3 separate regions of the Homo sapiens genome follow, and regions 1 and 3 are each linked to region 2. A link is an interaction called in ENCODE POLR2A ChIA-PET data of the cell type or tissue named here. Cell type or tissue: endothelial cell of umbilical vein. All regions are shown on one strand. Region 1 has its middle 28 kb from the start of MAP1B. Region 2 overlaps MRPS27 (mitochondrial ribosomal protein S27). Region 3 overlaps MAP1B (microtubule associated protein 1B).

Evidence for each region. Peaks named below come from ENCODE experiments on the same cell type or tissue, not always from the same donor. Only the 100,000 strongest peaks of a DNase experiment are listed, where the experiment ranks them.
Region 1: POLR2A ChIA-PET joins it to region 2 with 5 read pairs; 4 of 35 experiments call an interaction of 5 or more read pairs at or near these places.
Region 3: POLR2A ChIA-PET joins it to region 2 with 6 read pairs; 2 of 35 experiments call an interaction of 5 or more read pairs at or near these places.

Annotation. Positions count from the first base shown.
Region 1 is chr5:72,077,036-72,081,035 of GRCh38, reverse strand. No RefSeq gene overlaps it. Among named protein-coding and RNA genes, the nearest start is that of MAP1B, 28 kb to the left of the region's middle. In endothelial cell of umbilical vein, no CTCF peak of the experiment used is centred here; no DNase peak of the experiment used is centred here; H3K27me3 peaks cover 169 bases.
Region 2 is chr5:72,312,625-72,316,624 of GRCh38, reverse strand. MRPS27 (mitochondrial ribosomal protein S27) reads left to right here. Exons shown (of 11, transcript NM_015084.3): 2 at 2,467-2,544. It also overlaps the pseudogene RN7SL153P. Among named protein-coding and RNA genes, the nearest start is that of MRPS27, 5.6 kb to the left of the region's middle. In endothelial cell of umbilical vein, no CTCF peak of the experiment used is centred here; a DNase peak (open chromatin) is centred at 1,614.
Region 3 is chr5:72,181,150-72,185,149 of GRCh38, reverse strand. It overlaps MAP1B (microtubule associated protein 1B), which reads right to left. Exons shown (of 7, transcript NM_005909.5): 3 at 1,325-1,407. Among named protein-coding and RNA genes, the nearest start is that of MIR4803, 14 kb to the right of the region's middle. In endothelial cell of umbilical vein, no CTCF peak of the experiment used is centred here; no DNase peak of the experiment used is centred here.

The sequences.
Region 1 (4,000 bases), 240 kb after region 2:
TAAAATGCTGTAAAGGTGAATGAATCCTTCTTAGCAGCCACCTAGTGCCTTAGGGCCTGCTGTGGAGGATTCTGGGTCCATGTTTTCAGCAGTCGTCAGCTGACACCATCTTTGTTGAAAAGGGACTGTCAGGGACACTCTCCTATAGGTACAATTTAAACTTTCTTTTTTTTTAACTTCTATTTTAAGTTCAGGCTTACATGTGCAGGTTTGCTATATAGGTAAACGTGTGTCATGGGGGTTTGTTGTACAGATTACTTCATCACCCAGGTATTAAGCCTCGTACCCATTAGTTATTTTTCCTGATCATCTCCCTCCTCCCACCTTCTACCCTCTGATAGGCCCCAGTATGTGTTGTTCCCCTCTATGTGTCCATGTGATAACTTTCATTTTTAAATATCTCCAAGTAGACAGATTCCCAACTGTTCTCAGTGACTAGTCCAGATTTGAATAGCTAAACCATAGAAAATAATTGCCCAACCATAGGGGACAGTATAGAGAACTAATAGTACATTCGCATGGCAGAATACTACGTGGCCATAGAGAAGAGAAGGTTCTTTATGGACAGATATCAAAAGACCTGTAAAATATACTGTAAAATGAAAAAAAGCAAGGTGCGGCCAGGCACAGTGGCTCACGCCTGTAATCCCAGCACTTTGGGAAGCCGAGGCAGGAGGACCTGAGGTCAGGAGTGTGAGACCAGCCTGGCCAACGTGGTGACACCCAGTCTCTACTAAAAATACTGTAATCCCAGCTACTCAGGAGGCTGAGGCACAGGAATCAGTTGAACCTGGGAGGCGGAGGTTGCAGTGAGCCAAGATTACACTACTGTACTCCAACCTGGGTGACAGAGTGAGACTCCATCTCAAAAAAAAGAAAAAAAGCAAGGTGCTAAACGTAATGTGCTACCATTCGTGGGAAAAGTGGCGAGTAGATATACATGTGCTGTGAATGCATGAAAGATCTCTGAATGGATACACAAGAAGGTTGAAACTGAGTGGCTACAGCATAGGGTGGCATGAAAGACCATTTATTGTCTATCTGTTTAAATTTTGACCCATGTGACTGCATTACTTATTCAAAAGTTGTTTAAAATAAAATCATAATTCCTCACCTAAGGAAATCCTACATTTCTTATACTACATTTCAAATTTGATTTCTAGGCTTAAAAGTCAGGTGGTTTCACATACTCTCTAAGCTTTCCCTTAGAAAAATAGCCCATGGGGCAAGGTTCCCTCTTGATTTTCCTTGGCAAACACTGTCTTTGAGAAGTTTCTCTCTCACAGGAAAATTAACAGGGAGGGAATTAGGGGACATAGTGTCTTGATCTTTCTGGATCACTCCTTTAGTTTTCCCAGGGGAAGGGAAGATGGTGCCTGCCGATTTCTCAAGGAAGCTGCTGGGAAGGTACTGGCACAGGAAGTCCAGCTGGATCTCAGGTCAGCTTTCTGAATCGCCACAATGATGGACAGCTTGCTGGAGACAGCCCTGGGCTCCCCCCACCCCCGTGTCCCCGGGGACTGCAGGGGGCAGAGCAGCGCTCAGCTCTGTAAGTTGCTCTAGGACATCCTCCTGCAGGGACTGAGGAATGACAGTGCAAGAGCTCGTGGCTGTGTCTGTTCAGCCCTTCCCAGCAGAAATCCTTGCCCTCTGGAAGGGACAGGGAAGGAGGTCACATAACTGCAGCAGCTCACATAGTCCTGACGCTGAGCAAAATGTTTCCAAAATGGAAATCTCCACACAGCAGCAGAGGCAAATGACAAACTTTAAAAATCTAAGATCTTTCATATTGAAAAGTCCCACCCAGCCTGTAATCCCAGCACTTTGGGAGGCTGAGGTGGGTGGATCACGAGGTCAGGAGTTTAAGACCAGCCTGACCAACATGATGAAACCCCGTCTCTACTAAAAATACAAAAATTAGCCGGATGTGGTGGCAGGCACCTGTAATCCCAGCTACTCAGGAGGCTGAGGCAGGAGAATCACTTGAACCCAGGAGGCAGAGGTTGCAGTGAGCCGAGATCGAGCCACTGCACTCCAGCCTGGATGACAGAGCAAGATTCCATCTCAAAAAGAAAAAAAAAAGAGAGAAAAAAGAAAAGAAAAGAAAAGTCCCACCCAGAAACTCAAAACAGGACTGCAACCATCTTTATTAACTAAGAAAGAATCTCCTTGAGAATGAATCAAATAGCTTCATAAATTGCTCCTCTTCTGTTTTGTGGAAATAGAGGTGAAGTTTTGCCCTCACAACATTATATTTACCTAAAATAAATAGCAAAAGATGACAGTGTCAATGGAAAATAAAAGACATTTCAGTTCATCAATAACTGGACAGTGATAAAAATAGGCTCTCAGAAGCCACAGCATAAAATATGCCCTCAAAGCTCTATGCTTGTGGGAGGAAATGGATTCTTTGGCTGATAACTGAAAACTCCTCCGAGGTGGTTGTTCTTTAAAGAGGCCCCCTAAGGCCCCAGGCTCTTCTAAATGTCCCCTATTTTGATGCATCTCAGCACTGTTCAAGAGCTTAAATATGATGCCACTGGTGGGCAATACACAAAAAAACTTTCTGCTCACTCTTCCCATCACCCCAGCATGAGCTGCTGACTAGGGCATCTCACCCCCAGACGTCGACACAAAGCTGATGTTCATAGAGATCAGTGGCTTGTCATTTCTTTCAGTAAGAAGTTAAGAACCAGTGCTAGAAAGGTGAAGCTCAGGGGGCTGAAGACCAAGGCAAGGCCTTGGAGGTGAAAACAAATTGAAGAAGAAAGAAACGCTCCCGTGTCCTGCTTAATGTAAGCATTAAACTTCCATTTGTATCCCAGCCACCTACCAGATCAATCCCTCCAATCTCTGTATTTGGTTCCTCATTTGTAAAAGAGAGATAATATTAGCCCACCTCACAGGGCTGATGGGAGGATTAACTAAGATAATCAATGTCTATAAAGCACGTAGATATTGCATGGCACAAAGAAAATGCTCAAAAATTGGGAGCTATTATTTTTGTTATTAATATGCATTAGTGGCTGGGCACAGTGGCTCATGCCTGTAATCCCAACACTTTGGGAGGCCAAGGCAGGAGGATCTCTTGAACCCAGGAGTTTGAGACCAGCCTGGGCAATATAGTGAGACCCTGTCTCTATTTAAAAAATAAAAATAAAAATTTAATTAAAAATATGCAGAAGTCTGGGAAGAAGCAAAGTGTAATGTTTCCAGTAGCCGTGTGCTGGGAGAAGCCCAAGTTATATTCAGAGACATGATTATGTTTTGTTTTTTCAAGTGCAGGCCTGGAAACCAAATGGAAAAGTCAGCAAGAGGATGACTGTGCTGCTCACATCCCTTTTCACTAGTTCTTGGGGTTCATGGTGTCCCCACCATGCAGCCCGTAACTCCCATGTGAGCCCCGACCCCTCTGCCTCTAATAATGACAGTCTCCCCTGTTTATCCACAACTGTCTGCCACACACTGTCAACTAGGTTATTCCAGGGTTGATTTGTATCCAATGTGACTGTAATCGACACTGTTATCATACCATAAAACCCAAGGTCACAGGTAGGTGAAGATGGGCTAAAGAATCTGTTATGTTCAATGAAAATAATATGAATAAATCATCTGAATAAAAAAACACAACTATAGGAAAACACATAAACCCAAACAACACATCACATTTTTATGTGATTTTATGACTTACTTCTTTTATGACTCACTTTCCTTCCTTCAGGCACCTTGGCCTTCACTTGTCTGAGGCAGGGACCCTCTGCTGTGGTCTTTCATAACACTAATGGGGAGAGCTGTTCCTAGAAAATATTTTGGGGACTATATAATATTCGTAATGAGAATATGGATGGATTTCAGTCAAAGAATTTCTTAAAAGGCACTTCAAGGCAAAAAACTGCTGCTCTCAGTTTAATGGGCTACAAGATTATTCCCCTGATAAGAGTTTCTAGCATCCCCTGAAAGATGAAAGTCTGAATGCAATGACCTGGCAGAGAATTGGCTT
Region 2 (4,000 bases):
AGGCCAAGGCTGGGGGATCTCCTAAGGTAGGAGTTCGAGACCAGCCTGGCTATTATGGTGAAACCCCGTCTCTACTAAAAATACAAAAAATTATCCAAGCATGGTGGCAGGCGCCTGTAATCCCAGCTACTCTGGAGGCTGAGGCAGGAGAATTACCTGAACCTGGGAGGTGGAAATTGCAGTGAGCCAAGATCACACCATTGCACTCCAGCCTGGGCAACGAGCAAAACTCCATCTCAAAAACAAACAAAGAAACAACAAATGCAGTATACAATTCAAAGGTTTTAGTATAAACACAGAGTTCTGGAGCCATCATCACAAGCTATTTTAGGACATTTTCATTATCCCAAAAAGAAATTCCATGCCCATTTGCAATTGCTCCCCATTTCTCCTCTAGCTTTCCTGATCCTCACCTTTAGCCCTTAGCAACCATGAATCTACTTTCTGTCTCTACAGACTTGCCTATTCTGGATTGCTCATATAATGGAATCATATAATATGTGGTCTTTTGTGACTGGCGTCTTTTTTACTTAACATGTTTTCAGGATTCACCCATGTAGTATGTATCAGTACTTCATTTTTTATTGCCAAATACTATTCCATTGTAAGGATAGACCACATTTTGTTTATTCATCAATTGATGGATATTTGGGTTGTTTCCACTTTTTGTCCGTTATGAATAATACTACTGTGAACATTTGTTTACAAATTTTCTGTGGACACAAGTTTTCATTTTTCTTGGTTGTAAACCTAGGAGTGGAATTGCTGGGTGATAGAGTAACTCCATGTTAACATTTTGAGGAGCTACCAAATTCTTTAAAAAGCAGCTGCACTGTTTTATGTTCTCTCCAGTAAGGTATGAGTTTCTGGTTTCTCTGCATCCTCCCCAGCAGTTGTCATTATCTGTTTTTTGATGGTGGTCATTGTAGTGAGTATCATTCGTTTCTCCAGGTGATTTTGTTTTGCATTTCTCTAATGGCAAATTATGTTAAGCATCTGTCCTTATGATTATTAGCTATTTGTGTGTGTATACATATATATTTTACTTTTTCTTTTTTTTTTTTTTTCGAAACAGAGTCTCACTCTGTTGCCCAGGCTGGAGTGCAGTGGCATGATCTTGACTTACTGCAACCTCTGCCTCCCGGGCTCAGTCGATTCTCCCACCTCAGCCTCCTGAGTAGTTGGGACTACAGGTGCATGCCACCATGGCTGGCTAATTTTTGTGTTTTTTGTAGAAACGGGGTTTCACCATGTTTCCCAGGCTGGTCTTGAACTCCTGAGCTTAAGTGATCCACCCACCTCAGTGTATATATGTTTTTAAAGGTATACCTGTTTAAATCCTTTACCCATCATTCATTTGGGTTGTCTTTTTTTTTATTTTTGAGTTGTAAGATTTATTGAAATATTTTGGATACAAGTCTTGTACTAGATAAATGTTTTGCAAATATTTTCTCCTGTTCTTTGGGTTGTACTTTCACTTTCCTGAGATTGTACTTCAAAGCACAAAAGTTTTAAATTTTGATGAACTTGCCATTCATTCTTTCTCATTCACTCCTTGAGCTCATGTTTGTTAAACACTGCCAAAGGCTAGGCATTGTGCCAGGAGCTAGGAATAGTGGTATGCTATCTTGTACGTTACCTCAGCTTTGGCTTTGTGAGTTTCTTTAATTTACCACTAGGGTGCTGGCTCATTGGGTAAGATACTACTCCTTGCTTTATGTGAAATGATTGAAACCTGTGGATCTAAGATGAAAATGTTTTTTAGGCATAATAATTATAAAGCATTTAATTAATGAGTTAAGCAACAGTCAGCAGGTGTTTTTGGTTCTAAGAAGGTGTTCTAGGGCTTGCCTGGATTATAATTTACTAGCAACAAGTGGCTCCTAGTCTTAAAGTTATAGGAACAAAATTAGCAGTTTTATCCATAAAATTATGGGCATAGCGCAGTGGTATGTGTCTGTAATGCTAACTACTTGGGAGGCTGAGGCAGGAGGATCACCCAGGAGTTCTGGGCTGTAGTGCACAATACCGATCAAGTGTCCACACTAAGTTTGGCATCGATAGGATGATTGACGTTCCAGGAGCAGGGAACTACCAGGTTGCTTCAGGAAGGGTGAACCAGGTTGGAAACTGAGCACATCAAAATTCCTGTGCCGATCAGTAGTGGGATTGTGCCTGTGAATAGCTACTGCATTCCAGCCTGGGCATTATAGCAAGACCCTGTTTATTTTATTTAAAAAATTATTGTGAAAATCCTGTTTTTCTGCATCTTCACTTGTTAGGGGTTGAATGCATTTTGTTCTTCACTGAATTGTCAACTATGCGATATTGGTTGCTGTACTGTATTAGATTATTTAAAATATATAATCTAGTAGTTGAAAGGATAGTGAAGATATATTTAATAAAACATATAAAATGAACCTCTTGTAAAACCATGTGTGTTGAAATAATTGCCTATTTTCTCAGGTAAAAGATACCTGCTTTCTTCAGCCTATGTAGACAGCCACAAATGGGAAGCAAGAGAAAAAGAACATTACTGTCTTGGTAGGTACCTATTGGACTATTATATGTGTCATTTTCGGTCACTCTGTATGTCTTCCATCATTTATTCATATAACGTATATATGAAATTATGCTTTTATGATGTTTCAATTCAGATAAGCATGTTTTAAGTCTTAAAGAGTTAGACTTTTATACATGGCAAAATCAGTTTTATCCTGTTCATTTCTAATATTTCATTTTTGCCTCCATGATTAGTCTCCTTAGAATATGTAAACAGTTCCTTTCTTCTGTTTTTTGTCCATTTTTACCATATGGTTTTCATGCAGCCTGTTTTACAGAATTTCGTATTTTATATTTCATCCTGTCTTATTGTCAGTCTCTTTATTTTCTTAACTCCTCTTGTGGTCTTCAGAGCCCTTTTTGACTCTTCTCTATTTCATTACCAGGTGACAGGTTTGAAGGCAATGTTACAATCTCATGTAAGCTGTTTAGAGAAATAGTTGGTTAACATCTTCCCAGGCTTTGGGCTTATAATTATACTTTCTTTTCTCCTGTTCCCTATGTCATATTACACAGACAACAGCCTTTCTTTTGTAAAATACCAAGCCCCAAAAGAAATCACTGACTCAATGAGCAGTTTTTAAAAATGTGCATACTTTAGACTTTTGGTACTGCCTGCCCTTTGGTATATATAACATCATCGGAACATTAATAAAATAAATAGATTGGTGATAGTTTTATGAGACTGATGTAATTTTTGGATCAATTCCTATGCTGATCTAATATATTCCCCCAGATTTCTTTAGCTGTGTTTTGGGCTTATGTCAGTTAAGAATAAAGTCCCCTGTGTTTATGGATTTTTCCCATAAGTGCAGGAGACATTGCTGTCTCTAATGGCTACCTTATTGGGATTTTCAAAGATCTCATCCTTTTCTTTACTGATGATGTGATTGCACAAGCAGAGTTGGCTGTGAGCTCTGAGATGGGTGTATGTGCACAGGCCAGCTGAAGCAGAGCTGTGGAAGATCTGAAGATAAGTAATCGCAGCTTCTCCATGAGAAACTTACAGTCTCATTCTGTCTATAAGAGGCCCAGGGTAGCCTTCTTATAACAAGTACTTTATCATACTCTTCTTTTGCCATCTTGAAACTAAATTCATAGTTAATATAATCTATCTATACTTACTGTTTTAAAAACCAGTATATGGCTGGGTGTGGTGGCTCACACCTGTAATCCCAGCACTTTGGGAGGCTGAGGCTGGTGGATCATGAGGTCAGGAGTTTGAGACCAACCTGGCCAAGATGATGAAACCCCGTCTGTTAAAAAATACAAAAATTAGCCGGGCGCAGTGGCAGGCATCTGTAATCCCAGCTACTCCGGAGGCTGAGGCAGGAGAATCGCTTGAACCCGGGAGGCAGAGGTTGCAGTGAGCCGAGATCTTGCCACTACACTCTAGCCTGGGCAACAGAGCAAGACTCCATCTCAAAAAAAAAAAAAA
Region 3 (4,000 bases), 130 kb after region 2:
CTGGAAACGAATGCAGTACTGACACATGCTACGACATGGATGAACCTTGAAACTGTTAGGCTAAAATAAGCCAGACACGCAAGGCCACATAGTATATCATTATATTTATATGAAATGTCCAGAATTGGCAAATCAGGACAGGCAGGTTCGCAGTTGTCGGCATCGGGGAAGAATGGAGACCGACTGCTGATGAGCTCAGGGCTTTTGGGGCGTGATAGACGTATTCTAGAATTAGATAAGGGTGATGGTTGCAAAACTTTGTAAATACACTAAAAACCACCAAATTACACACTTTAAAGGGATGAATTTTATGGTCCTTGAATTATATCTCCATTTACAAAAACAGGATACAGTCACAGAGATGCTCAAAGTGTGGGTAGAAGGGACGCTGCAAACAATGAAGGTTCCCAGGGACTTTGGCTGCTTTCATGTCCGAGAAGCAACTCTATCTCAAAAGCGCTCAACTATAATAAAGGAAGTGGAAAGTGGAGTGATAGCAACTCCTCTGGCCTGGGTGACCAGGGACTCTTGGCTTCAACCAAGTTCTTATGTCACACTGGGCTCCAAAATACCCAGTGACTCTCCATAGCAACAGTTTCATATGGTGGTAATAATAACAATCACAGCTAATATTTACATTTCAGTCATTATGTGCCATGCTCTGTTCTAAGCACTTGGCACTTCTAAGCACAACATTAAATATGAACATTAAATGTAGAAACTATTATGACCCCCATTTTACAGAGGTGCAAACGGAGACAAAGACAGTAAATAACTTGCTTGAGGCTCCCACCTAGTAAGAGGCAGATGTGGGATTATGAACCCAGGTGACCTGGTGCCAGCCCATGCTCCTGACCACTATGCTAGCCTGCCTTTCCACAGCGATAGGAGTGTGCAGGAGAGCTCTGAATGGGGCTTGCATTGAGATGCCATTCTTGAGATGCCATTCTTCTCCAGGTTTGCCCTGTATGTCGCGGCCTGAGGGCTTGCGTCTCTTTTCCCTAATACATCCCTATCAGACTCCATCCCAGCAGCACTCCCCACCACCCCCAGCATAAATACCCCAAATTCATACTCCCTTGCCTGGACAAAATCTTACAGTTCCAGCTACTATCTTCTTCTTTGTCCTTATCAGGAGGAGTGGTCTGGATGGTACCGATGCAGGGAACCAGCCACTTAATGGGGGTTGAGAAAGACCTCTTAACCCAGAACTTCTCTCTGTTGTGTCCCTCTCCTGCCCCCATTTGCCCAGCCCTTCTAATCCACTGGGTCCCTATCCAGTGTGTGGGGCCCGGCCCCAGATTCTACAGAGCTGAATGCTTACCTCGGTGCTGACTGCTTCATCAGAAGGGTTGATCAGGACCACTGTTTCTAAAACGTCACTTCGGTGATGAAGGATCTTTTGTCCTGCAGGCACAAAAACACAAACAAAAGAGGAGACCTTTAGCTTTTCCAGATAAAAACTGCCCTGCCTGCTCCTGGGACAGCAGAGGAATTTCTGCCTCCGACGTGGTACACAGCACTGAAATTCTCTACATCATCTTGGGAAACACAATTGGTGCTATTAAAAAAGAGGGTGCAGCCACTAGTAGGTTCCTCCCCAGGCTGGGTTTGTGTGGTCGGGGGCTCCTCCCGCTCTCACACTCTCCAGTTTTCAGGGTCGGTCTAGGCAGCCTCCTTGCGGTAATGGCGGTTTTCATCTGAGACAAGGGTGGGTGCCAGGAAAACTCAACGGGGCTCTTGACATTTCCTTTCTCATGGTAATTGGGGATGTTTCTCCGTATCAGCCTTTCTTCTGGTGAGAACTGCACTGAGATTAATTAGGAGCCTTATTGTGAAATGAATGACATCCAGAAACCCCAGCTAACAATTAGCCCAACAACCAGAATGGCTGTCTGAGGCAGGCTTACAGTCTGTTGGAGTATTCATTAATTAATTCACTTGCTCATAGGAAACTGGAGACACCGTAAGCAAATGAAAAGTGGAGAACAACCCTCCCATGAAACAGGGTGGCCAAACTGCCTCCTAAAAACATGCACAGTGGACAGAGAACAACAAAGCAAGGCGTTGGTGTGATGACCGCCTGTCTAAGGAGGGCTGAAACCCTGCGGGGCTGTGGCTCCACAACGCTGACTCCCCCTGCTCACAGGTCCTAGGGTCATTCGGTGGCTGAACCAGCCCTCCAGCCAAAGTGGATGGAGACCTGTGCATGACCTTCTATGAAGACTCCCCCTCCCTGGACAATGGGATGAAATGATCAGGCAGATGTGTGGCCCAGTTGGTGATACATGCTTGGGCAGCTGCTAAGGACAGGGAAGTGGGTGTTCTCTCCGAAATGTGGGAGGGAGACGCATGGTTGGGAGGGTAGACACAAACATGTCTGCTGCTTGGAAGTACAATGACTCTCAGGCAGCAGGAGGAAATGGAAAAGAATCTGAGAGAGGCAGACACCAGAGGAGAGAAATACAAGAGGAGAGAATGACCAAAAGCAACTGTTTTCTAGAAAAATAGTTGGCCAGTTCTTCAAAAAGCTAAAATAGAATTACTGTATGACCCAGCAAGCCCACTTCCAGGTGGATTTGAAAGCAGGAACCCGAACAGATGCTTGTATGCCAATGTTAATTGTAGCATTATTCACAATGGCCAAATGGTAAGACAACCCACATGTCCATCTATTGATGATTGGGTAAAATGTGGTATATCAATACAATGGAAGATTATTCAAACATAAAAATGAATGAAGTTCTGATAATGCCAAAACATGGATGAACCTAGGAAACATTATGCTAAATGAAATAAGCCAGACACAAAAGGATAAACATGGTGATTCCAATTACATGAAATCTCTAGAATAGGCAACTTTATAGAGTTAGAGAGTAGATTAGAAGGTTCCAGGGACTAAGGGAAGGGGAATGGGGAGTTATTGCTTAGTGGGTACAGTTTCTGTTTGGAGTGATGAAAATGTTTTTAAAATAGAGGTGATGAAGGCCGGATGCAGTAGCTTATGCCTATAATCCCAGCACTTTGGGAGGCTGAGGCAGGAGGATTGCTTGAACCCAGGAGTTCAAAACCAGCCTGGGCAACAAAGTGAGACCCCGTGTCTCCAAAAAAAAAAAAAAAAAAAAAGGCCAGGTGCGGTGGCTCATGCCTGTAATCCCAGCACTTGGGGAGGCCAAGGCAGGTGGATCACGAGGTCAGGAGTTCGAGACCAGTCTGGCCAACATAATGAAACCCCGTCTCTACTAAAAATACAAAAAATTAGCCAGGTGTGATGATGTGCACCTGTAATCCCAGCTACTTGGGAGGCTGAGACAAGAGGAGAATCGCGTGAACCCAGGAGGCAGAGGTTGCAGTGAGCCGAGATTGCACTATTGCACTCCAGCCCCGACAACAGTGCGAGACTCCGTCTCAAAAAAAAAAAAAAAATAGCTGGGTGTGGTGGCACACATCTGTGGTCCCAGCTACATGGGAGGCTGAGGCAGGAGAATCAATGGAGCCCAGAAGGTCGAGGCTGCAGTGAGCCAAGAACATGTCATTGCACCCTAGCCTGGGTAACAGAGCAAGACTCTGTCTCAAAAACTTGATAAAATAAAAAAAGAGGGGATGGTTGTACAACCTTGTGAATGTAATTAATGAAACCAAGTTGTACATTTAAAAATAGTTAAAACGGCAAATGTTATATTTTATCGCGACTTAAAAATTAATAATATACCAAAAAACATTCACTAGTACACTATAAATGGGTAAATTGTATGGTATGCAAACTAGATCTCAATAAAGCAATTAGAAAATAAAAAACATAAAGCAGTTCAGGATACACTGGTTCTTTTTCCTTTATATCAGGAAGGACCAGAAGTACTACAGAAACAGCAACATGTTGAAATACTCACCACCAACCACCATCACTGTTACCAAGCCCATTCTCCCCCACCATCCTACTTTCAGTAACAGCTAACATTTACCAACAAACCCCACATCACAGACAGAAGCCTAAACAGAA